Regions from separate parts of the Mus musculus genome. Here region 1 is linked to region 2. A link is a loop called in an ENCODE intact Hi-C map of the cell type or tissue named here. Cell type or tissue: heart. All regions are shown on one strand. Each heading gives the region's core, and the rest is flanking DNA. Links, peaks and the distances in the headings are about the cores only.

The links. A loop is a pair of places that touch in the nucleus more often than their neighbours do. Peaks named below come from ENCODE experiments on the same cell type or tissue, not always from the same donor. Only the 100,000 strongest peaks of a DNase experiment are listed, where the experiment ranks them.
Region 1: a loop joins it to region 2, with 7 times the contacts of the local background. A loop is called at or near these places in 7 of 42 quality-filtered maps.

What each region holds. Positions count from the first base shown.
Region 1 is chr1:180,807,306-180,816,878 of GRCm38, reverse strand. H3f3a (H3.3 histone A) reads left to right here and starts at 3,274. Exons shown (of 4, transcript NM_008210.5): 1 at 3,274-3,408; 2 at 4,930-5,080; 3 at 6,609-6,762. The coding sequence starts at 4,953. In heart, for the core only: CTCF peaks have their summits at 4,872, 5,091 (motif pointing left) and 5,775 (motif pointing right); DNase peaks (open chromatin) are centred at 1,171, 2,828, 3,168, 4,238 and 1 weaker place; H3K4me3 peaks cover 4,472 bases; H3K27ac peaks cover 3,287 bases.
Region 2 is chr1:180,722,259-180,731,831 of GRCm38, reverse strand. Acbd3 (acyl-Coenzyme A binding domain containing 3) reads right to left here and starts at 5,789. Exons shown (of 8, transcript NM_133225.3): 1 at 5,454-5,789. The coding sequence starts at 5,730. In heart, for the core only: a CTCF peak has its summit at 5,741; a DNase peak (open chromatin) is centred at 5,901; H3K4me3 peaks cover 3,087 bases; H3K27ac peaks cover 2,004 bases.

The DNA of each region.
Region 1 (9,573 bases), core at 492-8,491, 85 kb before region 2:
ATGACATGCTTTTCAACAAAGCATGAACACAGGGAGAATCTATAGGTTATGAGATTCAAAAGGCTTACCAGAGCTGGGTTGTCATGGCCTATGCCAGAGTGAGGCAGAGGATCATGAGTCCAAAGCCAGTGTGAGCTTCATAGTGAGACCCTGTCAAAAGAAGGAACACAAAATTGGTCTGGGTCAATATAATGGGTACATGGGAGTTAATTGTGCTATTTCATATATTTTAGTGTATGACAACTTCCATGGAGTGGGTGAGATTTCCCAATGATTACAGCTAATAGAAAAAGGACTCTGCTGGGTGTGGTGTCACACGACTTTAATCCCAGCACTCGGAGGCAGAGGCAGGCAGATTTCTGAGTTTGAGGCCAGCCTGGTCTACAGAGTGAGTTCCAGGACAACCAGGGCTACACAGAGAAACCTTGTCTCAAAAACAAAGAAAGAAATGAAAGAAAAAGGACTCCAACCCAATGTGTTAGTATGTATGCAGCGGGACAATGCTTCAGTAGAAGAAACAGGCAACAGTATTCCTAGAGTTTATATTCTTACTGGCAGGAAACAGACCATAAACAAACAACAGATTTAAATCAACACCTCAAAGAAAAGGGTGGTAAGTGCTCAGAAACATCTCCAACAGGCAGCAGTTTTTTGTGCTTAGTGAGCAAGAAGAATGAAGTGGCTGGCATTGTTTTTGACTTTTTGATATGGTCTTCCCATGTAGACTTAACAGGTTTGGGACACCGTCCGGAGAGCAGGCTAACCTCCTACTCCCAAAGGTCCTCCCGGGTCTGATTCTGAACTGCTAGGATTATAGGCATGCACCATCACATCTAGCTTTGCCAATTTATCCTATCCTTTCACTTATAAGCAAATCCTAATTAGCGGCCATAATTATCTTATTCTAGGCAAAGATTTTAACCTGATTTTAAGCTCTTGCTCCCCTCTTTCCATTACGATAAACTCCAAATGTTGAGGGGTGGCTGAGCTCCAGGAGTGGAGTCTGTCCTCTGGGGCTGTTGGCATGTGCCTTTAATCCCAGCACTTAGAAAGCAGGCAGATCCCTGGGAGGTGGGGGCCAGCCCGCTGGTCTACATGTCTACATGTCAGTTCCAGGCTAAACCAAGAGCTACACGGGGAGACTCTAAGACAACAAAAGACTAACCTCTGGTGCCCCTTAAGAATCCTTGAAAAGAAAAAGGCTTTTTCTCCCCCCCAGGAGCAGCTCTCCTAGCGGCGCCATGAATTGGAAATAAAGCCTGTTTCTATTAGCTACAGTCGTTTGCCATCCTCGGGGCTCCAAAGCATCCTGTCCCCTGGCCAAGTGCAGCTTCCCTGTGCAAGGCGATGCTTCTAGAGAAGGACTCAATCAGGGCTGGACCGGTACCGGTGCTGTTCACTGAAGCACTCCCAGTCTTCCAAAAATTGTTCGGAGCAGAATTGGCATGCCATATATATATATATATGGCATATATATATATATGGCAAATCTGGAAACTTCCTGATTACTAAGAGGATAACCAGTCATATTTCCAGAAAGAGCTTGCGGACTACCATCACACAAGTAACTACTATTTCCATGTCAGAGATGGGCAACTTCAGTCGGTTCACAGAACCCACAATCCACACGAAGTAGTTCACCAGACAAGGTCCTTCCATCCCTTAGAAACATCTGCTTAAAGCCAGGAAGAATGTATGAGGAAACCTAGCATACATAGATAGTACTATCTATGACAAGCTAACATTTCTTGAAGATATGACTGATTCAATTGATATGTAACAGCCTTCTTGGATAAATCCAGCAACAAATATTTTAGTTTCCTGAAAACAAAACACAAACAAGCAAGAGGGGAAAAAATGCTTCTTGGCTCAAATTATAGGAATTTTTCACTGGCAGCTCTGTGGAGGGTTTTTTGCATATGTGCATTTAGGGTAGTATCGCAGATTGCATGTGTTCATCAACACTTAACACTCATTAAATAATAATGAAACAGGAGGCCTGGGTTGTTGTTTTTTTTCCCTCTAGGGTCTGTTCCTCAGTTCAGTGACCTTGGCCAAATCCATTTCTTCTCTCATATCTGATTTCCACATATCTGTTTCAGGATAATGTTCATGATAAGACTGCTTTGAGAGGTCTTCAGATTACATGTATGCTACTGTCCTTCATCAGTACCCTACGGGACCTTTGTGACTCTTCTACCGAAAGCCTTCACCCAGAGTTGTGTAGCCTGGTCAATACCACCTGGGGACGGTTCAGATGTTTGTGGGTCACTTAATGAGAACTTGAGCTATGCAGTCTGTTGCCCAAGCTACTGGGCAGAAGGAAAGCGGGAAACAGCTTTTCCTTCTACCTGCCGTTTCAGCCTCCTGTGTCTGACATTAGACTCTTATGTCACGAGATTTCTGCAGCGCTCCTCCAAACAGCGAAGGGGTGGAAAGGCCTACTCTGCCTTAGACTGCTACAGCTGTGTTGCACATTGTCTCAGAGGCTTACAAAATAACAGCCATCTTGCACCAAGAACCGCGGCCTAGGAAGAGGGCGAGCCCTGTCCCTCGGCCCCGGTGCCACCACCTGCGACGCGCTGACAGTCTCCGCACTGCCCCGCAGGCTGCCCCTCCTCTCCCGGGGCTAGAGTCTGCGACCGACTTGTCCTCAGGCGACTTGGCCCGAGCCTCCGGACCGGCCCGCGCTCGGCGGGGAGCGAAGGCGGGAAGAGGCCCGCGGGTCCCCCGCCCCTGGCGCGCCGCGCGGTCCGAAAGTGGGCGCGGGACTGGGGCTTCCACTTTGCCAGCTAGCTTCCCGCTTGGGCGCGTTTTCAACTGGGGCGCGGCGACCGTACGGTCCCGGCCTTCTCCCCGCCCCCACACGGGCCGGGAACCTCGGGGGCGCGCGCGGGGGCGATGCCCCTCCCCCCGCAGGCCGGGCGCTGGTCCGCAGCCCGCGCCGCCCTCCCCGCCCCCACACCCCCCGCTGTGCACCCCAAAGCTGGGCTTCGGGGGCTCACTTAACGCCTGCGTCCGACGGGGAGGGAGTGTGGGCCGGGGACGGACTAGGGCAGACGGCCCCTCGGCGGGCCCCTCGGCGTGTCTTTTGTGTTTGTACACACCGCGAGAGGCGGCGGGAGGAATGGGCGGGCGGCGCGCGGGGGAGGAGCGAGCGCGCGCCAGCGAACGAGCGCGCGGGGGGAGGGGAGGGGCGGGGCGCGCGGGGGCCCTGGGCGGGGCCGAGCCTTCCCTCCATTGTGTGTGATTGGCTGGAGCGCGGCGCGGGGCGGGGCGGCGTGTGTAGGGGAAAGCCTCGGTGTCAGCCATCTTTCAATTGTGTTCGCAGCCTTCGCCGCGCCGCTGCCGCTCTCCAACGCCAGCGCCGCCTCTCGCTTGCCGAGCTCCAGCCGAAGGAGAAGGGGGGTAAGTTTCTCCGTTTGCCCGCCTTCCCGGAGCCGGGCTCCGCTCGCCGTCGGCCTCGTAGGGGCCCACGGAGGCACCCACAGTCCCCCCGGGCTCGACCCGCAAACTTTTTGGCGCAGAAATGGAGATGGGGAGCGAGTTTGCCTTCCGCGGGCGGTGGCGGCGGCGGCTCCCCGGTCTCTCCGTCTCAGCCCAGCAGTGGCACCGCCGCGGCGTCGAGCCTGTCTCCCTCCGGCGCCGCGGGCTCCTCTTTCTTCGGTGAAATCCCTCCCGCTGCCCCTTCCCGGGACCCCAGACCTTCACCATGTCCCGCGCGAGCCTCTTAACTGCCGCCTCCGGGTCCCAGGCCCCAGTTTTTCGGGCGCAAAGGGGGTAAAATCGCCGCCGCTTTCCACCCCGGGCTAACTCGCTTTTTGCTGCCTCTCCACAGTTGTGCCTGAGCTTCACCATCTTGTCTCTCTTCTCTGGTCACCGACCATATTTTTTTTCCCCCCGTTTCTCTCTTCCCCATTTTAAAATGGAAGGAAAAAATTTTAAGAACATTTTTTTGCCTTTTTTGGAGAAAAAGAAACGATGCTTATGAAATGCAGAAAACAAAAAAAAAGAACTTTTGCATTTTTGGAGAGCGGCACGTGGCAGGGGATGGGGTATTTTCGAACGATTTGCTGTTTGTCTCTCTGGAAGGGAATCGGATACGTTTCCAATTGTTTCCATTTTGTGCTAGTCTTCGGGAGCCGAGTCGCTCGTTGCCAGCGCGGGGTGCGGGGACCGAGACGGGCAGGTCCGGTACCCCGAACCTAGGGACCCAGGGGAGGCAGAACCAAAAGTTTATGTGGTGCTGGGTGGGCCGGGCGGCCGGTGTCGAGCGCTAATTAAGCCTGGGTGCGGGGCAGTCGGCTTCCATAGCGAAGCCCGGGAGGGGGACGGGCTTTGTGGAATGCTCACTGGCGATGGCTGTTGTTCTTGCATTTCGAGACGCCTTTTTGTCAACATAACTATAAAGAAACAAACCTCAAGAATGTTTTTAGATATTTACAGCAACCCAACTGCCAGGCGCGAGAGGGGGGCAGCAAACCGAGCGGGGGGGGGGCGCTGAAACCTTTTTCTTTCTTTTTTTTCTTTTTCTTTTTTTTTTTTTTGGCTGTAATTTGACTCGACCTTTCTGTGTTTGTGGCTTCGTTCATTTGACTTGTTTGTGATCGAATGTTTGCAGACGTTTCTAATTTCTACTTTAATTAAATGAATTGGATCGAAAGCCATGGTGGGGGGCGTCTCTCTGGTTTTGGCTGTTTTATCGCTCGGAAATAGCTTTATAAAGTATAAATGCTGACAATTTTCTAGTTTGTTTTAAATCATGTTTGGGCGATAGATGTAATCCGCGCCCTTCCAAACTAATTATATAACAGTCCCCCCCCCTCCCCCATACTGATTAATTTCCAGATTTGGGGGGGGGGGGTTCTGGCAGGAATACTGTTATGTTTTAGTTGAATCCGATATTTTTTGTTTTTTAAACACTGATAGGTAAGTAAGGAGGTGTCCTTACCATGGCTCGTACAAAGCAGACTGCCCGCAAATCCACCGGTGGTAAAGCACCCAGGAAACAACTGGCTACAAAAGCCGCTCGCAAGAGTGCGCCCTCTACTGGAGGGGTGAAGAAACCTCATCGTTACAGGTATTTCTAAAACGTCGAGCAGTGGGATAGTGTCTAAGCAGTATGTCCGTGTAATTTAACAGGAAGATAGTCATACTTTTTGCTATGGGGAAAAGATGTTTCTCTCTTTTGAATGATTATTACTACTTGAATATGTATGCATATGTTTGTGAACACATGTATCTTAGTATTCAGTTTGATAGATAACATTACATTTTGAAGCTGTAATCTGATCTAAAAGCCTAAAAAGTCATAGTATAGTCAACTAGTGCTCTTAACTGCTGAGCAATCTCTCCAGCCCTCTAGTATAGTCAACTAGTAATAGGACACGTTAATATTTTTTTATATGGCCCTTTTTCTTTTTTTTCTTTTCTTTTCTTTTTCTTTTTCTTTTTTTTTTTTTTTGGTTTTTCGAGACAGGGTTTCTCTGCGTAGCCCAGGCTGTCCTGGAACTCACTAGGCTGGCCTAGAACTCAGAAATTCGCCTGCCCCTGCCTCCCGAGTGCTGGGATTAAAGGCGTGCGCCACCACGCCCGGCTCTTCTTTTCTTTTTTTTAACTAGTGAAGTCATACACTTTTAGGCAGCTCCTCATTTGTGGTAAAGTAACGACTTATGATAGGGAGACCAGTAAAGTTCCCAATGGTCATATTTACTTGGTGGGTTTTTCCCTACCTCATTTAGATATAACCAGTGTTGTTAAAGACATCAGCCATTAGAGGGCACAAGTTGCCCAAATTTACATAGACAGATTTTACAGTGAAAAGCTCAAGAGTAGAAGAAATAAGTCAGAATTAGAAAATAATTCTATAGGCAGTAACTTAAAACATTTTTTTGGCTGGGCAGTGGTGGGGCATTTAAATGCAGCAGGCAGGCAGGTCTCTGAATTTGAGGCCACCCAGGGCTATCCATAGAAACCCTGCCTGGGGGGTGGGGAGCAGAAATTTTTTTTATTAAGAAAAAAAACCACAAACAAGTTTTCAAATGTAGTTATGACTGATGCTAGAATGCTGGGAGATAAGACCCACTGAAGTGAATTGTTGAATTATGTAAGTCTTAGATGGGCCAAAGGAAAGTGATGCTGACCTCAGAAGAGACTAGGCAGCCTCTACCAACAGCCTAAGAGCTAATGTGTTCCCACGTTTTGTATGTTTAGAAGGCAGGGCTCATGTAACCCAGGCTTGCCTGGGACTTAGTATGTACCTGAGGCTTATGTCACACCTCATGCCTTTGCACCCTGAGCTCTGGTACAAGTGTGAATACCACAACCAGCTCAAAGTCTCAGGTCTTAGCACAGATTGATGGGCTGTGTGTGCATGAAAGTGAAAATGAATATATGGCTTTGATAAACTGCCTTATCGTGCTTTTTTTATTTTAAAGGTGATCTTTTTCTTAACAGGGTTGAATATTCAGGTCATAAAACTGATCTGTGAAATTTGGTGTTGAAGAATAGTTGAGTGGGTCTTTTTTAAAAATTACTGCATTTATTTAAAGCTGATCACTTTATATCATATAGGCTTAGTAACAATTTCTTAAATGTTAACTTTTTAGGCCTGGTACTGTGGCCCTCCGTGAAATCAGACGCTATCAGAAGTCCACTGAACTTCTGATCCGCAAGCTCCCCTTTCAGCGTCTGGTGCGAGAAATTGCTCAGGACTTCAAAACAGATCTGCGCTTCCAGAGTGCAGCTATTGGTGCTTTGCAGGTAAATGGGTAGGTGGGGAAGACCCTAGTTTTGTTTGTTCCTGTTGTGTACCAAGAGCAGTTACACGTCATGTTTTCGTGTAGCTGTCATTAAAAGCCTGTAAGGTAATTGATTTACTCCTGATGAAATTTCAAAGTTAAATGGTTCAAGGTGGCTGGGCAGTGGTGGTGAACACCTTTAATCTCAAACCTTGAGAGGTTCAAGGTCATACATAAAAACCTAAATCCTGCCGGGCGGTGGTGGCGCGTGCCTTTAATCCCAGCACTTGGGAGGCAGAGGCAGGCGGATTTCTGAGTTCGAGGCCAGCCTGGTCTCCAAAGTAAGATCCAGGACAGCTAGGGCTATACAGAGAAATCCTGTCTTGAAAAACCAAAAAAAAAAAAAAAAAAAAAAAAAAAAACACCTAAATCCTAATTGGTTCAAAAGCCTAATGCAGTTATTACCATTTAGAATTTTTAACCTTGTTGAAAGCAATGCCTAAAGCTGGCTTGGTTTATGGATGTTACAAGACTTTAGGATAGAGAGCTAGATAGAGGTCCATTCTTGGTCATTTCAAACAGCTGATGGAGAAATGCCCTGGTCCTAAAGATATAGAGCAAGTGAGGGTGCAGTTTAATACTTAGAGTGGGCAGTGTTCAAGGATGCGCAGAAGTGGTGGTGGTCCTGGGACTGACTGCTGGGAAGAAGAAGGGGGCTGAGCACATGGAGCTTGCTGGCGGCAACCATAGAGATCACATTACACAGGCTGAATTTAGTCTCAGTTCTGGTGCTGGGAACAGTGATCTGGAGTGATTGTATGTGGAAGCACTAATAACTTACAACAGTATTAAAGTTGAGATTAACACAAAAAGACTTGACGAGTGTTGGTATCTCAACTATGAAAAGGTGGGGCTGCAGTGACCACTCTGGATAAGAGGTGCAGGGTTCAATTCCCAGCAAGCACATGACAGCTCCCTGCAGCTCCAATTCTGAGGATCTGTTCCCGTCACACAGACACACACACGCAGGCAGACACAGCGGGTCAGAAGCAGAGTAAGTAGGAATGCAGCTTGCTGGGCAGTACTGCACGTCATCATTGGAGGATTTCAAAGATTACTGTTGCTGTGCCTAGCTTTTGCTTTTATATTTGAGAAAGATTTGATAGGTGGATTCTACTCTGGTGTGTGATTGGTTGAGCTGTTTCTATGGTTAGGCTAAACTGCATTTGATTGGTGAATCGGCATCTATTAAATTTGCATGGGTTGAAATTACTGAAATTTCAACTATCAAAATCTTCCCATACTGTTCCTTTAGAATTTTATTTTTCCATTCCAATAGCTGCTTATCAATTCCTTTTGCATTTACTAAGATTCCCAAGATGAGCTACTTTTGTTTTCTAATTACTGTTAGTAGGCTCTACTTAACACATCACTGTACTTGTAAGTCCAGCTTTTTTTTTTTAACCTTACTTTCAATAATTGTTTGTCTACTGAAATTACTAAACATTTGGGCTGGAACATTTCTAAAATTATTAATGAGTAAACATCCATTGTTGCTATTATTTAGTTACATAATCACCTGTAAGCATGATTTTGAGTAAAATATGCACTTTTATATATATTTTTTTAATGTCCCCTGCATTTTTTTTTTAATGACTTGAGTTTATTTAGGTTTATGCTCTGAAAGCCAGGTATGTCGTTAAGGGTGACTTTGAACTCTATTCTCTCTGCCCCTGAAGACTAGGATTACAGGCGAGCTCCATATCTGCTTTATGTGGTGCTTGGATTATATCCATTGCATGTGCATAGTAGGCGAGCTTTCCTCCTTACCCTCCAAGGTAGGGTCTCAGTAGCCCTAGCTGGCCTGGAACTCCCTCTGTAGACCAGGCTGGCCTTAACTCCTGTTTCTGCCTTCTAGGTGCTAGGGTTAAAGGTGTTCACCGCTGCCTGGCTAGGCAAGCTCTCTTAACCAGCTACACCATAGCTCTGAAAAGAGCAATCTTGCTGGCATGGCAGGTGTCTTTAATCCTGCACACGGGAGTGGGGGTAGAAGCAGATGGGTCTCTTGTTTCCAGGCTAGCCAGGCCAACATATACATAGTGAGATCCTTTTGTAAAAATGAAAGAACACAGTGATCTTCCTTGTAAGTTTTTTCTTGTATTTGTGAGAGCGATATAGGTTAGTTGGAAGGTTAAAGTTCTATAAGTGTTAGAGTTGCTGCCTATTAGTCCTATTCTCTCCTGCATATATAAGATCCTAGGTTTAGTCCCTAGGACCAGAGACAAAAAAAGAAGATAGTCATTTGCTTGTGGAAAAAGGATATAGAAACAGATGAGGTAGGGTTCTATCTAAACAGTGCTTTTTAATCTGTCCTGATGACTCAAAACTTTTATAATTCCAGCACATGTGAGCCTGAGGCAGGGGTGTTGATGTAAATTCAAAGCCAGCCTGGGCTACGCAGTAAACCTCTCTTAAAAACAAGGTATTCTATTTTTGGCTTTAGAATTACACAATTTAAGGTGGACATGATAGGGCATGCTAGTCTATAGTGCCAACACTCACATGAATAGTGAGTGGCAAGGAGAGTTAGTACTCAACACCAGTTTGCACTACACAGCTAGTTCAAGATTAGCCTGGAGTGCATAAGGTGGTCCTTTCTTTCCTAGACACACTGGTGTGGTAGTGCTTCATGACCCCAGCATTTGAGCAGCATGAGCAGGCTACTCTCAAGTTTCAGGCCAGTGTAACTTCAGGATAGCCAGGCGGGAGGGGGGCAGCAAACCGAGGGTGGGGGGCGGGGTGTGCACAGGGAAACCTTGTCACAGAACTGGAG
Region 2 (9,573 bases), core at 884-8,883:
AAAAAGGCGTGGTGGCACATGCCTTTAATTCCAGCACTTGGGAGGCAGAGACAGGCGGATCTCTGAGTTCAAGGCCAGCCTGGTCTACAGAGTGAGTTCTAGGACAGCCAGGGATACACAGAGAAACCCTGTCTCGTAAAACAAAACAAAACAAAAAAAGAAAGAAGGAAAAGTCAAAGATGATGACATACACCTATAATCCCAGTTGCGGCAGGAGGATTGCCATGAGTTTGAGGACAATATAAGCTACCCAGTAAAATCAAGGTCAGCCTAGACTACAGAGCGAGATTGTGTTTCTGAAAAATAAATAAAAGAAAAAGAAAGGCAGAATTAAGCTAGTCTGACAAAAAGTAACTACCTAACTACTGTTAGAAAACAGTATAAAACTGAGCCCTGGTAAAATGATAATCTTTAAATACCCCCCCCCCATTATAACAGTCTTAATAGTTTTTAATTGATTCTAGTAAAAATGGACTACAAAATTAAAAAAACCCAGCTGACAAGATGGCTCAGCAGCTAATCTGACAACCTCAAGTTGGGTCCTAATCCACATAGTGGAAGGAAAGAACTGACTCAAGCTGTCCCTGATCCCGTGCCATGACATTGCCCTCACCAAAAAATACAAAATTATAAAAGAACTGAGTACAAGCTATGTACAAGTTTCATCCATGCACACATAGTATGGATGAAAAAAGCTAGGCAGTGCTGGCACAAGCCCCTAGACCCAGCACTCAGGAGGCAGAGAGGTCTATGAGCATTGAGTTTTGAGAACTGCCAAGGCTACATAGAGAAAACTGTCTCAAAGGTGGGGAAAAACATGAATTGAACTATATGAACAGGGAGAAAAAGGCAAAAGACACAGAAGTTGCCAATAAACATCTACATGGGTATTCAACTTCACTAATTAAAGACACTGCAGTTGAAGCCACCCATACCATCAGATTTTAAAAAGCTAGACAAATGACTTGATAAGGAGGGCTGGAGAACTGGCTCAGCAGTTAAAGGTATTGGCTCTTTTGTCAGAAGAACTGGGTTCCATTCCCAGAACCCACATGGTGGCTCAAAACCATCTGTAACTTCATTTCCAGGGGATCCAATGCCTTCTTCTGACCTCTACAGGCAGCAGGCAATAAGTGGTACACATACATTCATGCAAATAAAATAAATCTAAATCAAACAGAACCAACTCAGATCATTGCACTAGTTCTTAATACTTTCATGCCGAAAACATTCAAGTAATAAAGTAACTTGATAGTACTTCTGAATTCTTTCCCTCAGTATATTACCAGAAAGCAGGGTCCTATCTACTGTCACCTTTTGCAGGGGTAGAACTGCCTAAAACCAGAGAGAGATCAGCCTTTCCTCGTACATGAAGTGAATGGCCTAAGCCAGGTCCCTCCACTAAGAGACATAGATAGCATAGAACCCTCAAGGAAGGATTAGGTAAAATAGTATGCACGCAGCTTTCACCTGACATCTAGTAAACATCTGCTCTGTAACCACTGACAACCATTAGTTTGAGATCATAAATCAATGCAACCAATCTACCAGACAAATGTAACAGCAAGTGAGTTTTTGAAAAGGAAAAAACTAAACCCTGAATAACTCAACAAAAACAAGTTAACTCCGTCCCAGAAGTATAAAGTGGAATTCTTTAGGACCTAACATAAAAGGCTAGGAAAGCCTAGCTCAATCTTGCTAAAGTAGAATTAAGAGCAACTTCTTTCCTCTTTTGAAAAACCTTCCTGGTTCTTCATCTAACAAAAAGGCTAAACTATATACAACTTCATTAAATGCTTCTAGGACCTGTATTCAACCTTCTCATCGATTCATCAAACTACCTCCTGTTTTCCATTTCCCAGACACACATGCCAGGCCCCATGCCCTCTCCACTGTCCTTTCTGGAGTGGCACTATTTCCTCAACCCACACTTGCTCTGCAGGTGTCAACTGGCCCTTTAAGTCTTTTGCCTCCATGCTCCTTAAGAGCGAAGACAAAGACGATTGTACCATTCACACAGCAGCATCCTAGCATTAAGCCTTTATCCACAATAAGGGTATAAAGCCTCCTGATGTTTACATAGTAAAACACCAATTTACAGTTTCATCATAAAGGACACCTGTCTGTTATTTACACATCCCATCCCCTGGGGCAGAACTCAGGGCCTAGCTATATATGCTATGTTATATACACTAGGAAAGCATTTCACTTTCACTTTAGCAAAAAAAAAAAAACCTCAAGAGTTGTTGATACAGTAGTTCATCACAGGTTTATGATCATCACTATTATAAGTATGTAACACAAAACACTTTTTGGCGGTGGGCGGGTGGGGTATTTCATGTACCTATTCCAGAGCGTTCTTGCACTATGTAGCTGAGAGTGGCCTTAAACTTCACATTCACCTCCTGAGTATTGCAATTTCAGGCCTGCCACACCATAGCTTGCTTATATGGTGTTGTTGATAGAAACCAGGTCCTAAAGCCAGATAGGCAAGCACCCTACTAACTGACTTCTCCAGCTATTATCAATAGAAAATAATCTTGCTTTCAAGATTAAATTTAGTCCACAGAAGATAAAATGTAATCTAAAAAGAAGGGTGGAGTTGGGGAAGATGGCTCAGCATTTATTTGCTGTATAAGCACGAGGATGGGGCTGACGAGATGGCTCAGTGGTTAAGAGCACTGACTGCTCTTTCAAAGGTCCTGAGTTCAAATCTCAGCAACCACAGGTGGCTCACAACCACCCATAACGAGATCTGACGACAGCTACTGTGTACTTATGTATAATAATAAATCTTTGGGCCAGAGTGAACATGAACAGAGCAAGCAGAGGTACTAAAAACGCAATTCCTAACAACCACATGAAGGCTCACAACCATCTGTACAGCTACAATATACTCATATACATTAAATAAATAAATAAATAAATAAATCTTAAAAAAAAAAAAAAGCATGAGGACCTAATAAGTTCAGACCTCCTTTAAAAAAATAATCAAGACACATAAAATAGTGGATATCTCTAAACTCAGCCCTCTTACATAAAGAGAGGCTAGGACAAGAAAATCTCCACTCATGGCACATGGCTAGACTGGTGTACAAAGCAGCAAAGGAGATCCCTTCTCAAGGAGAACCACGCCCAAGGTTGTCCTGTGACTTCTACACAGAAAACGCACACATACACACCAGAAAAAACAAAGCAGCCTTGTTGGATCCACCCCGGGTTCTATTAATTCTGCTTTTATATGCTTTTCTCTCTTTGAATTAGTGCCTGATATACTTACAGCAGCCTCTCACTGTTATTGCCAAGTAATAATCCACACAGAAAAGTGCCTGAACAGCTTTGAGCATTTAGGAACTGAGCAAACTATCCCCATTGATGCACTTCCTTCTGTAAGGTGACTAATCAATATGGGTTCTCCAAAGACTCTTGCCACTCAGAAGGCAATTTAAAATAATCTGTTTAAATAATTAAATTTTAAATGTGAGTCCAGTGTTACATAATCCAGCTTCTCTATGTAGAGCTTGATTCTCGCAGTTAAATTTCTAGGAATTTATATAGCAACAATAATTTAGAATGAGGCTCCTGACCCACAATGCTAAATTTGCTGCCCGTTACACAATTTTTTAAGTTAGTTAATCAGTTTGTTTAGGTTTTTGTTAACTGTTGTTTTAAGACAGGCTCTTGCTATGTAGCTTTGGCTGTCCCAGAATTGTGCTGGCCTGGCTGGCCTCGAATTCACAGAGATCCACCTGCCTCTGCCTGCCTAGTTCTGGGATTAAGTGTGAGACACCATCTCAGTGTTTTCTTCTCTTTACGAAGATACTGCTATTTTCAAAATAGATGGGCTCAGATGAAATACCTCTCCACTCCCTTTGTTTCCCATGCAGCAAAATCAAAGATTAGAATAGAAGTTGGTTCTTTCTGGCTCTGGAGCCATATCTCATTGGTAAAGAATGCACAATGCTCTTCCCAAGGACCCTAGTTCAATTCTCAATACCCAAGTCAGGCAGTTCAGAACTTCCTGTGACTCCAGCCCCAGGAGATCCAACACTTCTGGTCTCCTGGGGGACCCACATTGACACTGATACATACACACTCACTCACTCACAAAAATTAAAAATTCTTAAAAAATAAAAAAGAGAGAGAGAGTTAAAGTTGGTTTGTCCCTGTTTCTTGCAGCTTATGTTATTAAAATGCAAGTTCCAAAAATTAACTTTTAAGGGCAAGCACTGCTATGTGAACTGTACAGAAACCAGTGGATTCGCATTTATTTACGACAAACTCTAAAATCAAATCGGCGACTCAAGAGTTAAAGTGATCCTAAACTCATTACCACACAGGAAAGGCTGAACTCCTCCAGCCATGGCAAAGAACAGCTCAAGGGTAAACTTTAAAATACTATGAATTTAGAGTAACCATTTATTGTTCTGGAAAGTTTCATAGAATCTCACCTAGTTTGCACAATGAAAGTTGATTTAAAAATAAAACTACCTTCACACGGGTCACTACAGTGAACAACTCAACTTTAGCTGGTGAACTAGGCAATCCGAAAGCCCTAACTCTGGGAAGCTTGTCATAAATATGGGGTTCTAGAATGCAGGTGGAACCTAGCAACCCCTTTAAAGTTTCATTTGCCCTTATCTTGCTTTGTTTTCCCACGCAAGAACCTAAATAGCCTTTAAGAATCAGACTATGAGTCAAGCTCTTTCCCACTGACCAAATCTTGTGACTGTTACCTCCAGTATTAACTAGAGAAGAAAAAAGGCAGGAAATCACCGCACATCACAATTTTGTTTTAAGAAACAGTAGAGAGAGAGAGAGAGAGAGAGAGAGAGAGAGAGAGAACGAGAACTTCGCGCTTTAGTCTTCATCATTCACTTCCATGGTAGAATTTCCTAGCCACTTAGAAGTTACTAGAACACAGTGGCCATCACTTACTCACTCAGGCAAAAGGGAATAAATGAACTTAGTATTTTACTTCATCCTTCGCCACATCCCTATCGCCTAATGATCATGTCCCACACACGCTCACGGTTTACAAGGCTAGAAAAGGGATGTGTGGGACCCAATACAATTTTCTTCCACTAAGATAGTTTTTTTTTCTCTCTTTAAAAATCGCTTCGATGTTGTCGTGAGCCGTGAAAAACCGATACATAACAAAAAGGCGAAATCCATCCCAGAATAGGAGCCCCGGGGAGCGCGCGCTCCTGTCCACTCTAGCTCGTGGAAACCAGAAAACTTAAACCAGGTGGAACGCCCCAGCAACTAGGCGACACGGGCTGCTAAACCAGGGTTCTAGGTCTCTCAGGGGTGTGACCAGGGGCCGGACCGGCAGTGACAAACTCTCGGTGCCACCAAGGACGGACCGGCGCTCCGGTCACCCCGGCCTAGCTCGGGTGGGTGGGGCAGGCATGGCCGGCCCGCAGTCCCGCAGGGGCGAGTGACCCGCTCACTTTTGTAGAAGCGCAGCGCCAGGCCGTAAAGCTCCTCCAGGCCAAAGCCCCAGTGCTGCTCCATCCGCCGCGCCTCCTCGGCCGCGCCCTCAGCCGCCGCCTCCCCGGGCTCCCGCTGCTGCCCCGAGGCGCCGGAGCCCAGTCCATTCCCCGGGGCCGAGGACGGCGGCGTCTGCGGCGGGGCCCCCTCCGCGCCGGGCCTCTCCTCCGAGTCCGGGCTCAGCGTGAGACCGTCGAGCGACACCTCGAGCTGCTCTACGTTCAGCTGCGCCGCCATCTCCGCTCGCAGCGCCTCCTCGGCGGGGACAGGCGGCGGCCACGTATCGACTTCCTGCTGACCTCTCACCTCCGCTCGCCGACACCGGAACTTCCGCCGCCAAGGCGGCTGGGGTTTGAAAGCGCCGGGTGCCCCGCCCCCGAGCGTGTGGGCCACGCCCTCCCGTGCCCTCGGCTTGCTGGGGACCTCACGCCCCTCTCGGAGAGAGGCTCACCCCACCGCCGTGGCCGTCCCAGGGAGCCGGGACGTCCCGTGGGGTTCGTGGCGGTCCGCGTTGGTCGGGGGTGTGTGAGGTGAACCCCAAGCAGCGGTGTTGGGGGTGGCTGCTGGTCGCGTCCGACCCTGCAGGGGACAACTGCAGAGACATCTGTGCAGAGTCGCTGTTGGGAAGTTGCAGGCCAGTTACGGAGTCTCTTGCAACTGCCAGACGGTCAGAGCAACTGCCGTCTTCATTTTAAAGTAGAAATCAGGCTTTCGTCCCCTGCAGTGTTTGTCCTCTCCCTTAATTTATGTTCGTTCTCCTAAGGGAGGGAACGGTTGACTATTTTATTTTTTGCTATGTAGCTCAGGCTGACTTTGAACTCACTCGTTAGCTCAGGTTGCCCTTGGTCCTCCTGCCTTAATCTCCCGAGGGCTTTGACTACATGTGCAAGCCATCAGGACTAGCAATAAGGACAGCATGAGGCCAATTCAGCTATCCATGCCACGAAAGTGTAGGACCAGAAGACAGAATCTCTGCAGTGTCGGGTATAAGAAAGTAGGAGGTAGTTAAGGAGAAACAGCCAGAGTACATAGCACTCTCCTTTCTGTTTGCTTTTGTTTTTTTTGAGACATGGTTGTAAGCTACATAGCCCTGGCTGTCCTGTCACTATGAAGGTCAGACCAGACTAGCCTCAAACTCATAGAAACCCACCTCCCTCTGTTCTCGAGTGCTGTATTCTGGGATTTTTGGTTCCGTAGCAGAGTCTTCCAATTCATTAAAAGTGAAAAATTGTAAGATTTTCATGCATACACTGGGCAAGCACTCCAGCTTAGGGCTCTTTCATTGAGCTGAATGAATGGATGAAAGCACACTTCAATTACATACAGTATCAGTTCAGCTCAACATGATTTAAGGACTACCTTGTATATCATATACTATGGAAAATACAAAGGACAGTAGTCGTGTCCTACCCCTCGGCATCATGGTCCAGGAGGTGAGTCCGTGCCAGAGCACAATAGTATGGCCAGGCTGCTGGAAGGTACCTTCTGCCTCAGCACCTGTGAGCGGGTTCCCTAGCTTCTGTTTCCTCTTGGTTTGTTGAAAACACTGGAGTCATGAAACTATGTGTTAATATGTGTTTCAAGAGGCTGTGACATCACCAGAGAGCCTACTAACCCATCTTGAAGTTTCTGTCACCTCTGTATAGTGTCAACATGGGACCCAAGACTTCAATACATGGCCTTTGGGGGGCATTCCATTCCCAAAGTACAGTAGTGTGTAAAGCAAAATGTAAAGGAGTTGGGGAGGATTGCACACCTGTAATCCCAGTGCTTGGGAGGCAGAGGCAGGCAGATCTTTGAGTTCAAAGCCAGCCTGATCTATAAAATGAGTTCCAGAACAGCAGGGCTGCACAGAGGAACCTGTCTTGAAACAAAACAAAACAAAACAAAACAAAACAAAACAAAACAAAACAAAAAATCAGAAAGGCTTTGCTGGCTGGTAGTTTTTAATAAAATGTGACCACCATTATGTGCAACATTAAAATATACAAGAGCCCTTACCCTAAGGGGAGCTCACAGGGTAGAGTGTGTCCCTGGAGTTGACTAGAACAATTGGTATCTACTTTAAATCTGAACTGTTTGGTAGCCTGTTAAAATCTGGAATTTTAATGTCATATCATCAGGTTTCTGGCTTACCTTAAAATGAAGCAATCTACTGGCTATGGGCCTAATGCTGGTGGTTAATGATATTAGCTGGTGTTATGCAGGTTTTAAGATGTGCCCTAAGTTCACAGCCATTTACTGTCTTATGTGACAGAGACTGTCCAAGCTGTTATCACGGGTCACATGACAAGATTGATTGCTGTAGTTATCTGTCTGGTCACTTCTCTTAGGCTGCTTCTGCACTCTAACTACATACCACAGCCTGGGTGGTTTATAACTAACAGCTCTTTGTTTCTGACAGTTATTACAGCTGAGATGCTCAAGATCAAAACACTGGTTGTTTTGAAGTCTGGTTGGTGTGTAGCAGCTTCCTCTTAAGATTAAAACAGTCTGTCCTACAGGAAGCTCCTTAAGCAGGGAGGCAAACAACTCAAAATAGCTTCAGGAAGTTTCTGAAACTGACCAGATTCAATAGATCCCTCTGGTCAGAGTAATTCACCTCAGATCAAAAGAGAGCTGAGCTAAGAAGGAGACTTTGAGACCAGATCAGCTGCCTGGAATAAGCAGACCAGCAGCCCTGCCTGGAAGACATTTAGACCAACTGCTGCACCTGGAAGGACCCTCTTTAACTGTTGAGCTGCCTGCAGCCTATGCAGTGAGCTTCAGGTTCCCAGTCTTGTGAGCTGTCACCCATGCTAGGGTCAGCCTTAGAGATGCAAGTGTCATTTCTGCTCTGTAAGAACCCCTCACCTATATTCCTATAAGCAACTCCAATAAAACTCATAGTTCACCAAGTTGGATTTGGGTGGTATCTGTGCTTTGGTTTGTTGTGGGATCCCAATCTGGGGTGAGTAGACCTGTGTGTTACCTCCCCAGGAAAGGTTTTGTCACCCGACACTGGTTAAGGGCCCACTTTCTGGTCTGTATGCATCCATGTTCTTGTTAATAGTTTCACACAGTGGAAAGAACGGAGAAGCTCTTTGTGGCCTCTAAGGATGGTTAGCTCATGAGGGTGATAACCATATGAGCTTCCCTAACACTACATTAGAGTGTCATTACATGGGGGTTAGACATGACATTCTGTCTGCAACACCATAGCAGGTGTGTGTGGCTTCTTTAGACAGAAGAGAGGCTGGGCATTTCGGGAAATAGCTGAAAGCCTAGCACAAAGGAGAGAAAGGGAAAGAAGTGTTTAAGGTCATCCTCTGCTTCATACCGAGTTTAAGGCCAACCTGGGCTCCCTCCCCCTCTCTCCCTCTCTCTCCCCCCCTGACCTCTCTCTCTCTCTCTCTCCCACACACACCTACCTCACCATCTCTAACTAGAAGGAGAACTCATCTCTTCCCTGGTTTTATCATGCAATGTGGATGGGTTTAGGTTAGTTTATCTCTTCAAAAGTGTTCCAGAAGCTCTACAGCTAAGTGATAAGACAGAATTTCCCTACAGCTGGCACTATGCTCCTCCCTGCCTGCGCAGAGCATCCCCTCACTTCTGGGGTGTTTTGTTTTGCTTTGTTTTTATGAGGCAGCTTTGTTTTTTATGAGGCAGCTTTCTCATGTATGTCAGGCTGGCTTTAAACTCCCTGTGTAGCCCAAGCTGTTCCCAACCTTAGGCAAATCTTCCTCAGTCTACTGATGGCTGATGTTACAGGTGTGTGCCACCACACCACACTTGGAATTCATTCCCTCCCTCCCTCCCTCCCTCCCTCCCTCCCTCCCTCCCTCCCTCCCTCCCTCCCTCCCTCCTTCCCTTCCTGCTTGCTTTCTGAGAGAGAGTTACATACAGCCCAGACTGGCCTAAAACCTGTTATTTATTGAAGAATGACATTGAGCTATTTTTTCTTTCTTTCTTTCTTCCTTTCTTTCTCTCTCTCTCTCTCTCTCTCTCTCTCTCTCTCTCTCTCTCTCTCTTTCTTTCTTTCTTTCTTTTTTGAGACAGGGTTTCTCTGTATAGCCCTGGCTGTACTGGGACTTACTC